Linked DNA regions of Homo sapiens: region 2 is linked to region 1. Evidence: chromatin loops called from intact Hi-C (ENCODE). Cell type or tissue: gastrocnemius medialis. All regions are shown on one strand. Region 1 overlaps KCNN3 (potassium calcium-activated channel subfamily N member 3). Region 2 overlaps IL6R (interleukin 6 receptor).

Region 1 (4,000 bases):
CATGGCTTGTCTAGTCCTTCAGGGACCCCCCAACCTCCTACAGGGAATCCACCCAGCATCCCCAGTCTGAGTCACTGTCTCCTTCCTCAGTCCTCCCAAGCACCAACACCATAAACCACCGTCCGCCTGGGATGGATGCCATCTGGGTGCTGTCTGACACCCCTAAGAACAGGACTCTCCGGACTGTGGCTGCTCATCCTCGTGATGAAACATGATCTGGAATCAGATTGCGAAGCCTCGGCACAGGAAGGGAGTTCAGCTCCTGTTTTTAGGCCAGAGAAACGAGGCCCAGAGAGGGGAAGGGACTCGACAAAGATCACACAACAAGCTGGAAGCAAGAGGCAGAAGCACCTCCTGAGGGGCTCAAAGCAGAGACGGGCCTTTTCTCGGCACTCACTGCCCATGACAGAGCTCAACAGAGGCATGAGGCACAGACAGGGACGCAGGAAAATGGGACTCAAGAATGAAAAAGAAACTTCTAGAACCAGGAATGGAGAAGCCCTTCGAGGTCCCTCACTCAAATCCCCAGCAGAAGTTTGTGGTGGGGTTTGGAATAGGGAAATCAGAAGTGTACTGAGACCTGAGCTCTCATTCTAGAACCCTCTCTTTCCTGAGATGGGCACCTGGAGTGAGGCACTCAACCCTGGGAACCCCTGTGCAGCCGAGTTTTCTCATCCCTGAGATAGTTGGTCATCATGAGCCCTGGGCCAGCCACCGTGAGGGTCATGAGGGACCCAGGGGTGAAAATGCCTTGTAAGATGTAAGATGCTGAGCTCATGTGACTGTCCCCCGATAAACAGCCACACAGCCAGTGCTGGAGGAGAAAGGCAGCCTAAGAGAAGAGCAAGGTGGAGGTGAGGGGTGAGAGAGTTATGTATGGACATGTCCAGTCAGGTCTAGGGGTCCTGCTGGCCCTCCAGGGGTGGAAGGTGGGGGTGCTAGGGGCTGTGGAAGGAGCTTTTGCAGGAAGGGCTTTCATTTTCCCTGTATTCTCCACACCTACCCTCCTCACAACCTGCCCGGTATCACCCTGAGGGCAGCAGCACCAGACCCCAGAGAGGAGGCATCAAGAACTGACCTTGGGCCAGTCCACAATCTCACCCTGATCCCAGGCCAACCTGGGGTGCCCACACTTGCCCTGGCCACCCCTCCAGCACTGTCTTCTCCAGGACCTGCGCCAGCATCTCCCGCCCTCCATCAAGCCCTTCCTGCCCAGCTCGTGGTAAAGTTCCTCCTGTTCCAACATTTTGCATCACGGGTCTCAGTGCCATAAACTCAATTTTTCTCTTTTAAGGATATGGGCAGCAGCAGGCAAGGGAAAGGGCATGAACTTGGGAGCTAAACGGGCTTGGGTTCTTATCTCAGTGCCACCACCGCTGGCAGTGTCAGTGTGGCCCGGTGACTTCATCTACACAGGGGGCGGTGAGCACGACCTGCTCCTTGTACTCCCGGGTGTAATGTAAAGCCAGCCCAGCACTCAGCAAATGGTCCTTGCCTTCCCCTCTCCTGTCACTCAGCAACATCCCGGCCAGCCCAGCGAAGTGCTGGGTGACCAGAAAGTAGCGTGGTCCCTGCCCCCAGCTGCTCCTCCCCTCCTTTCCCTCAGATCCCAGCTGAGCTCCTGGGGGTGGAATGACAGGGTCGGGGGAGGGGGCACTTAAAAACCCATTCGCCTCCTCCGGACTTTCCTCACCCGAAGAAAAGGCACTAGAATTTTCCTCCCTACAGCTCCTGGGAAAAGCACAGTCTCAGAATTCCCCACCCTCATTATTTAAAGAGGAATAGGTGCCTTGCTTTCTTGCTCTCCTTTTGGGGTTTTGAAAGAAAGAGAAGAAAAAGAACTACAAATGAATGTGCTGGCCTGCCTGTCACTGAGCTGAGTAAAGTGGTATTTCATCAATATACAGCCGCCCCTCACAACCCCCGCACACACTCATTTTCTCCCCCAAATGTGCTTCACAAATAACTGCAACAGAGCTGAAGCGCTCTATTCTGATCTTACATTTCCATCCAGGCCCCAGATTCTCTACAGAGGTTACTCAAATTTCTTTTCATTTTGACTTTCTTTACCTTATATTTTTTTAAAGCAGATCTTTTGACCATGGCCTTACAAATCCCTCTTCCTAAAAGCACAATAAGAGAAATACGAGGCATCAGCCGCCTTTCTACTTAGGCTGTGCAGGAGATAAGTGCCCCAGCCAGGATGCCCCTGGCGGAGCACCTGGGTAATGCCGCCTGTGGGGAAGGGAAGTCCGGATGTGTGATGAAGTCTTTCCCCAGGACAGTTATAAATAGTGTGATGACACGCAAAGGAGAAGCATATATAAAAAGTTAGCTGTCCCCCTGTGGGTTACAGATGTTTGACTCATTTACAGACTGTCCACAAAGATTATAAATAAAGTCACCACCACCCTGGGGCGGGTGGCGGAGAAGGCCATTTTCACGCTGTCAAAAGGCCATTTTCACGCTTGCCCTCCTGTGGGCCGACACACTCAGTGTGACCTGTGAAGACAAAATGTGTGCCTAGGGCCCTCGGCAGTGGGCTCGCAGGCTCTCAGCCAGTCTCCTGCCTTCTGCATCCTGGTCCTGCAGGTCACCCCACAGGGAGGGTCCATGGAAAGGGCTGGAAAGGGTCTATCCTACTCCTACTTTTCCACCATGGCCTGAAACACAGGCACCAGTACCCAGAGGCATCTTCTCAAAAATACCAGGACACTGTGACAGCCAACAACCTATCCCAAAGCAGCACCTGGGTCCAAACAGAAGGTGCAGAGCCACTTGGCTAGCCAAGCCTGCACTGCTGCTCTGCCCTTCTGCAGACAAGGCTTCCGTGACCAGGGAGAGCAGAGGATCAGAACTGGTTCCAGTGATACTACTCAATCATTTGGTCTAGAGGCTGGGGATGGACTCAGGGACCTCTGTGAGGTCTGCAAAGAGACAGACAAGTTGGCCTTGGCCATTCTGTTTAAAGAGTGAATGGCCAGACGACCAGGCTCCCCTGGGCATACGGAGAAGCGGCCTCCCATGAGGTTGTCTGAAGAAAGAGTAACTAGAAGTGGGAAAAGAAGACACTGTGGGAGCAGACAGGGCAGCCTGGATAAGCATCTTCACACCAACTCCTCTCTGCCACCTGGGTTACCCCAGCAACGAGGCCAGGCAGGGGCCACAGAGAGGAGCAGAGGGGCAGGAAATCAGTGGGGCAGGCGAGACAGGAGCATGGTGGGGGAGTGGGCAGAGGACTGGTTCTGCCTGGGAGGAGAGATGCAGACCAGTTTCAAGGCCGGGCATGGGGAAGTGGCTTGAGGTTGTACAGATTGGTGGAAAAGAAGAGCCATGCTGCCACACCAGCACTCTCCAGCCTCCCCTGAGAAGATCCCACAGCCCAACGCCTGAGATCCCGAGAAACAAGGCCCCTGGGTGCCTTGCCAGCCACACAGAGGTACCAGCTCAGCCACCAACATGATGGCAGGGTCAGGGTGGTGAAGTCACAGCCTGGGGAAAGGGGAGGGCAGCCAGGCCTTTCCCTTCCCTAATTCTTTCTGAACCCAGGGAAGAGAGCATACAGGTAATTTAATGCAATGGAGTGGGTGTGCCCCAAACCAGCTCTAAAAGAAAATAAAGAACACTAAGAAGGACTCCCCAGGTCCTTGCTGGTCTACCCAGGTGGCACCGATCAGTACAGATGATGTGATTAAGATTCTCAACAGAATCTCTAGACCAGGCCTCGTCACAATGTCTAAGACTTCAGAGAGTAAACCTGCCTATTAAAAAAAAAAAAAGGACTCCTCATTTGGTTCAAGGGTCACCTGGTACCTTTAGGAGCCCACTGGGGCCATCTCAGGCATCTCTGCCGTTTGATCTCATGTCCCAGGCATAATAATGAGAAGCTCTCCTCTTATCTGAGCTCACCCAGGAATCAAGCCCCACCTCCCTGCTCCAGGCTGATGCCTCCTAGCAGAGCTTACTTCCATCATCAGCACCTACAGGCCTGTGAGGCAGG
Region 2 (4,000 bases), 430 kb before region 1:
GTCCTGAGGTTCTTCCCTTCCCCTGTCCCGGATCCGTGTCTCAGACTGAAAGGAGGACTTTGGTGTCCTTTAATTTCCCAGCTGCGATTCCATTCATGTGTGGCTGAGTGTGGCCAGGGTCCTGACTAGCTCCAGGGCTGGGGCCGAGGGGCCCAGCCACGTGCTCCCCTCAAGGGAGGCTGCCCTGTCTGCGAGGTCAGTGCGCCCCAGGATCCCCGCCCGCCTGCTGACACCTGCAATGCTTTCCTTTCAGTTCCCCCCGAGGAGCCCCAGCTCTCCTGCTTCCGGAAGAGCCCCCTCAGCAATGTTGTTTGTGAGTGGGGTCCTCGGAGCACCCCATCCCTGACGACAAAGGCTGTGCTCTTGGTGAGGAAGTTGTAAGTATCTTGGGCTGAGCTATGTGCATGTTGGCTCCCTCCTTCCCGAGGCCCCCCAGAGAGGGGCTGGTTCAGGTGATTTCAAAACATTATCATTAGGAATTAATTCCTTCAGGCTGAGGAAGAGGAGATGAGAGGGAACTGAGATTTACATTTGACTGCCCCCCCTGAGCTAGGCACTGTGCTTGTGCTTGGAACCTTGTCCTATTCACTTGACCTTGGTTATCACAACAGCTATGGGAAGTGGGCTTTATTTTTCTCACTTAACAGATGGAGAGACTGAGGCCCAGAGACTGATTAACAGGTTTGGTTCACTTAGCTAGTAAGTGGCTCTGCTGGGAATTCAATCCCAGTCTGTCTGATTTCATTCAAAGTCCGAAGATTATGGGCGTTGCTCTGAAAAACATGCAAATATCCCTGGGAGGGGGTGTAGCACAGCCAGACCATTATCAGTGTCTGGGCCCTTGTGGGCGTATCAGGCTATTTCCATGATAAAGACACGAGAGAGAAAGCGGTGATGGGCGGGGGAGAGGGAGCTTGGGGCCGTGGGGGGAGAAGTCACGCCTGCCTGGGGGCTCTGCATCATCACCGGAAGACGGCTTAACGTGGGAAGACCTGGGATGGGTTCAGGCATGGATGTAGAGGAGGTGGAAGATGCTGAAAACAAATCTGCCTCTGCAGTTTTGCTGGTCTCCATCCCAGAGCCACAGTCTCCCTTAGTCCAGAGGTTTACAATTGAGTTTGAGCTGTCAGTCATCAGAATATAGGGCAAGGAGGTCGCATTCCAAGACCCCTAGTGGATGCCTGAAATCGCAAATGGTGCTGAACCCTATATATAGTATGTTTTTCTATAGATATGTACTTATGATAGTTTAATTTATAAATTAGGTGCAGTAAGAGGTTAGCAATAACTAAAAATAGCATAGAACAGTGATAACAATATACTGTAATAACAGTTATGTGAATGTGGTCTCTCTGTTTCTCAAAATGTCTTATTACTGTACTCACCCTTCTTGTGATGATATGAGGTTGTGAAATGCCTGCATGATGGGATGAAGTGAGGTGAATGATGTAGGCATTGTGACTCAGTGTTAGGCTACTAGGGCTTTCTGACCATGTGTTAGAAGGAGGATCAGCTGTTTTGGGTGACTCTGGGTCACCGAGCCATGATGATGGCGGTGGATGTCAGGACGAGTGATGGGTAGCATGCACAGCGCAGGAATGCTGAACAAAGTGATGATTCATGTCCTGGGCGGGACGGTGTGAAATCTCGTCACACTTCTCAGAACAGTGGGCACTTTAAAATTTCTGAAGTGATTATTTATGGAATTTCCCATTTAATATTTTTGGACCGCAGTTGACCACAGGTAGCCGAAATCTTGGAAAGCAAAACCTCAGATAAGGCAGGACTACTGTATCAGAAAGCCAGAGCAGTGACTTCAATAGGGTGGTTCAGCTCCCACTTGGGTCTGTTTCCATAGAGTTACTGGGCTGCCTGGCAGTCATGTTTTTGTTCTGTCCTCTATGATGAAAAGTGCGGATTACCATCTGTGAATGATGCAGCTGCCATTAGCACTGTCAGCTCATGCCCCAAGCCTGGATAGCTTCACAGCCCAGCAAAGGATACACCTTGTTTGTACCTCAAAGGCTTGTACCATAGATAGGATTAGCCAGGATAGAGACTGTGGCTGGCAGCTTCCCAGGCCAGCCTGTGGAAAGCTCTGTCATTTCTGACACTTCAACTGAAATACTTTTTTTTTTTTTTTTTTGAGATGGAGTTTCGCTCTGTCGCCCAGGCTGGAGTGCAGTGGTGGGATCTCGGCTCACTGCAATCTCCGCCTCCCGGGCTCAAGCGATTCTCCTGCCTCAGCCTCCTGAGTAGCTGGGATTACAGGCGCACACCACCACGCCTGGCTAATCTTTGTATTTTTAGTAGAGATGAGGTTTCACCATGTTAGCGGGGCTGGTCTCGAACTTCTGACCTAGGGTGATCCGCCTGTCTCGGCCTCCCAAAGTGCTGGGATTACAGGCGTGAGCCACCGCGCCCGGCTTGACTGGAATACTTTCCATGTTGACAGCGGGAGTGGGAGAGAGTACAGTGCTTGTCCTCCCGAGCAGCCTCGTGCCTTTGCTTCCATCTGCTTTGAAGAGTCAGCATGACCACTGGGCGCCTTTGAAGTGAGGAAAGAGCAGGGGAAGTGGCTTCGAGAGCCTCAGGGGCCCCAGCCCCCACTGAGGCCCCACCCAGACCTCAGGCCACTGCAGGGCCTGGAAGAGACAGGCCCCTGGAAAGGGATTACTGGGAGCTCTGCTTTTTCTCTTGTGTGTCTGCTTTCACACCCTTGCCCAACTGCAGCACTGCTCCCTCCTTCTTCCACAGGCAGGGGTGAGCTCAGCCTCTGCCTTGGACCAGGCGCAGTGCTGGGGCAGTGGGAGGAAGCGGGCCAACAAGACTGAGCCCCGGCCCTCTGACCCCACCTGGGCACACACGTAAAGCAGTCGGTGACCCTGCCTTCGTGGCTGGGTGGAAGCCTGGGTGGTGTTGGGGGAAGGAGGAAAGGGGCTTTAACTCAGCCTGGAAAGGTTGGGTTTGTCCCATGTGCTGGATTCAGCAGGAGCCCAGGGTTCGAACCCAAGTCAGAGGTGGCAGACTCGTCACCCCAGCTGGAGGGTGAGTGGTTGACGTGGCCTCACATGCCCACATGTGTCATAAGAGGGTGAAGCCTCAGGTTTCCAGGCCAGGTGGGATGGTGGCTGACTCACCTCGAATGTCTTCAGTTACCCAGAATTCTTTTCTGGACTCACCTGCCAGAACCCCTCTAGCACTTTTTGTGTCTCTGGAGTGGCATTTCTGCTGGGTGTCTAGTCATCTGAGGACAGATCTTTTTTGTTAGTGCCTTGAAGGCAGGGTGGGGCCTCTCTTGATTCATTTCTATATCCCCTACAGTGCCAAGAGCACAGGCCCAGCGGGAGACCAGAGCTGGCCAGCCGACCATTGCCTGAGTGACTAGCTGAGCCCTCCAGCCTAGCTCCCCTCACCCCTCGTGCCAGGCGCTAGGCTACATGTTTATATATATTTGTAAATCCAGCTAGTTTCCTCATCTCTAGATTTTACATTTATTGCTCAATTTTTTTTTTTTGAGATGGAGTCTCTGTCGCCCAGGCTGGAGTGCAGTCTCTGTCACTGCAACATCTGCCTCCTGGGTTCAAGTGATTCTTCTGCTTCAGCCTCCTGAGTAACTGGGACTACAGGCATGCGCCACCACGCCAGGCTAATTTTTTATTTTATTTTTTGTATTTTTAGTAGAGACAGGGTTTCACCATATTGGCTAGGCTGGTCTCGAACTCCTGACCTCATGATCTGCCTGCGTTGCCCTCCCAAAGTGCTAGAATTACAGGCGTGAGCCACCGCGCCCGGCCTTATTTCTCAGTCTTAACAGAACCAGCCACGTGTGATTGTTCATGCCTGTAATCCCAGCACTTTGGGAGGCTGAGGCGGGCAGATCACCTGAGGTCAGCAGTTCGAGACCAGCCTGGGCAACATGGTGAAACCCCATCTCTATTAAAAATACAAAAATTTGCTGGGCACGCTCAGGAGGCTGAGGCAGGAGAATCTCTTGAAC

Evidence for each region. Peaks named below come from ENCODE experiments on the same cell type or tissue, not always from the same donor. Only the 100,000 strongest peaks of a DNase experiment are listed, where the experiment ranks them.
Region 2: a loop joins it to region 1, with 4 times the contacts of the local background. A loop is called at or near these places in 1 of 110 quality-filtered maps.

The regions. Positions count from the first base shown.
Region 1 is chr1:154,861,587-154,865,586 of GRCh38, forward strand. All of the region lies in intron 1 of KCNN3 (potassium calcium-activated channel subfamily N member 3), which reads right to left. Among named protein-coding and RNA genes, the nearest start is that of KCNN3, 6.7 kb to the right of the region's middle. RefSeq lists enhancers at 485-1,160, 1,161-1,834, 2,284-2,373, 2,901-3,790. In gastrocnemius medialis, a CTCF peak has its summit at 2,207; DNase peaks (open chromatin) are centred at 165 and 2,215; H3K27ac peaks cover 4,000 bases.
Region 2 is chr1:154,430,230-154,434,229 of GRCh38, forward strand. It overlaps IL6R (interleukin 6 receptor), which reads left to right. Exons shown (of 10, transcript NM_000565.4): 3 at 254-377. Among named protein-coding and RNA genes, the nearest start is that of IL6R-AS1, 26 kb to the left of the region's middle. RefSeq lists enhancers at 1,788-2,621, 2,622-3,453, 3,454-4,000. In gastrocnemius medialis, no CTCF peak of the experiment used is centred here; DNase peaks (open chromatin) are centred at 1,542, 2,528 and 3,102; H3K4me3 peaks cover 91 bases; H3K27ac peaks cover 4,000 bases.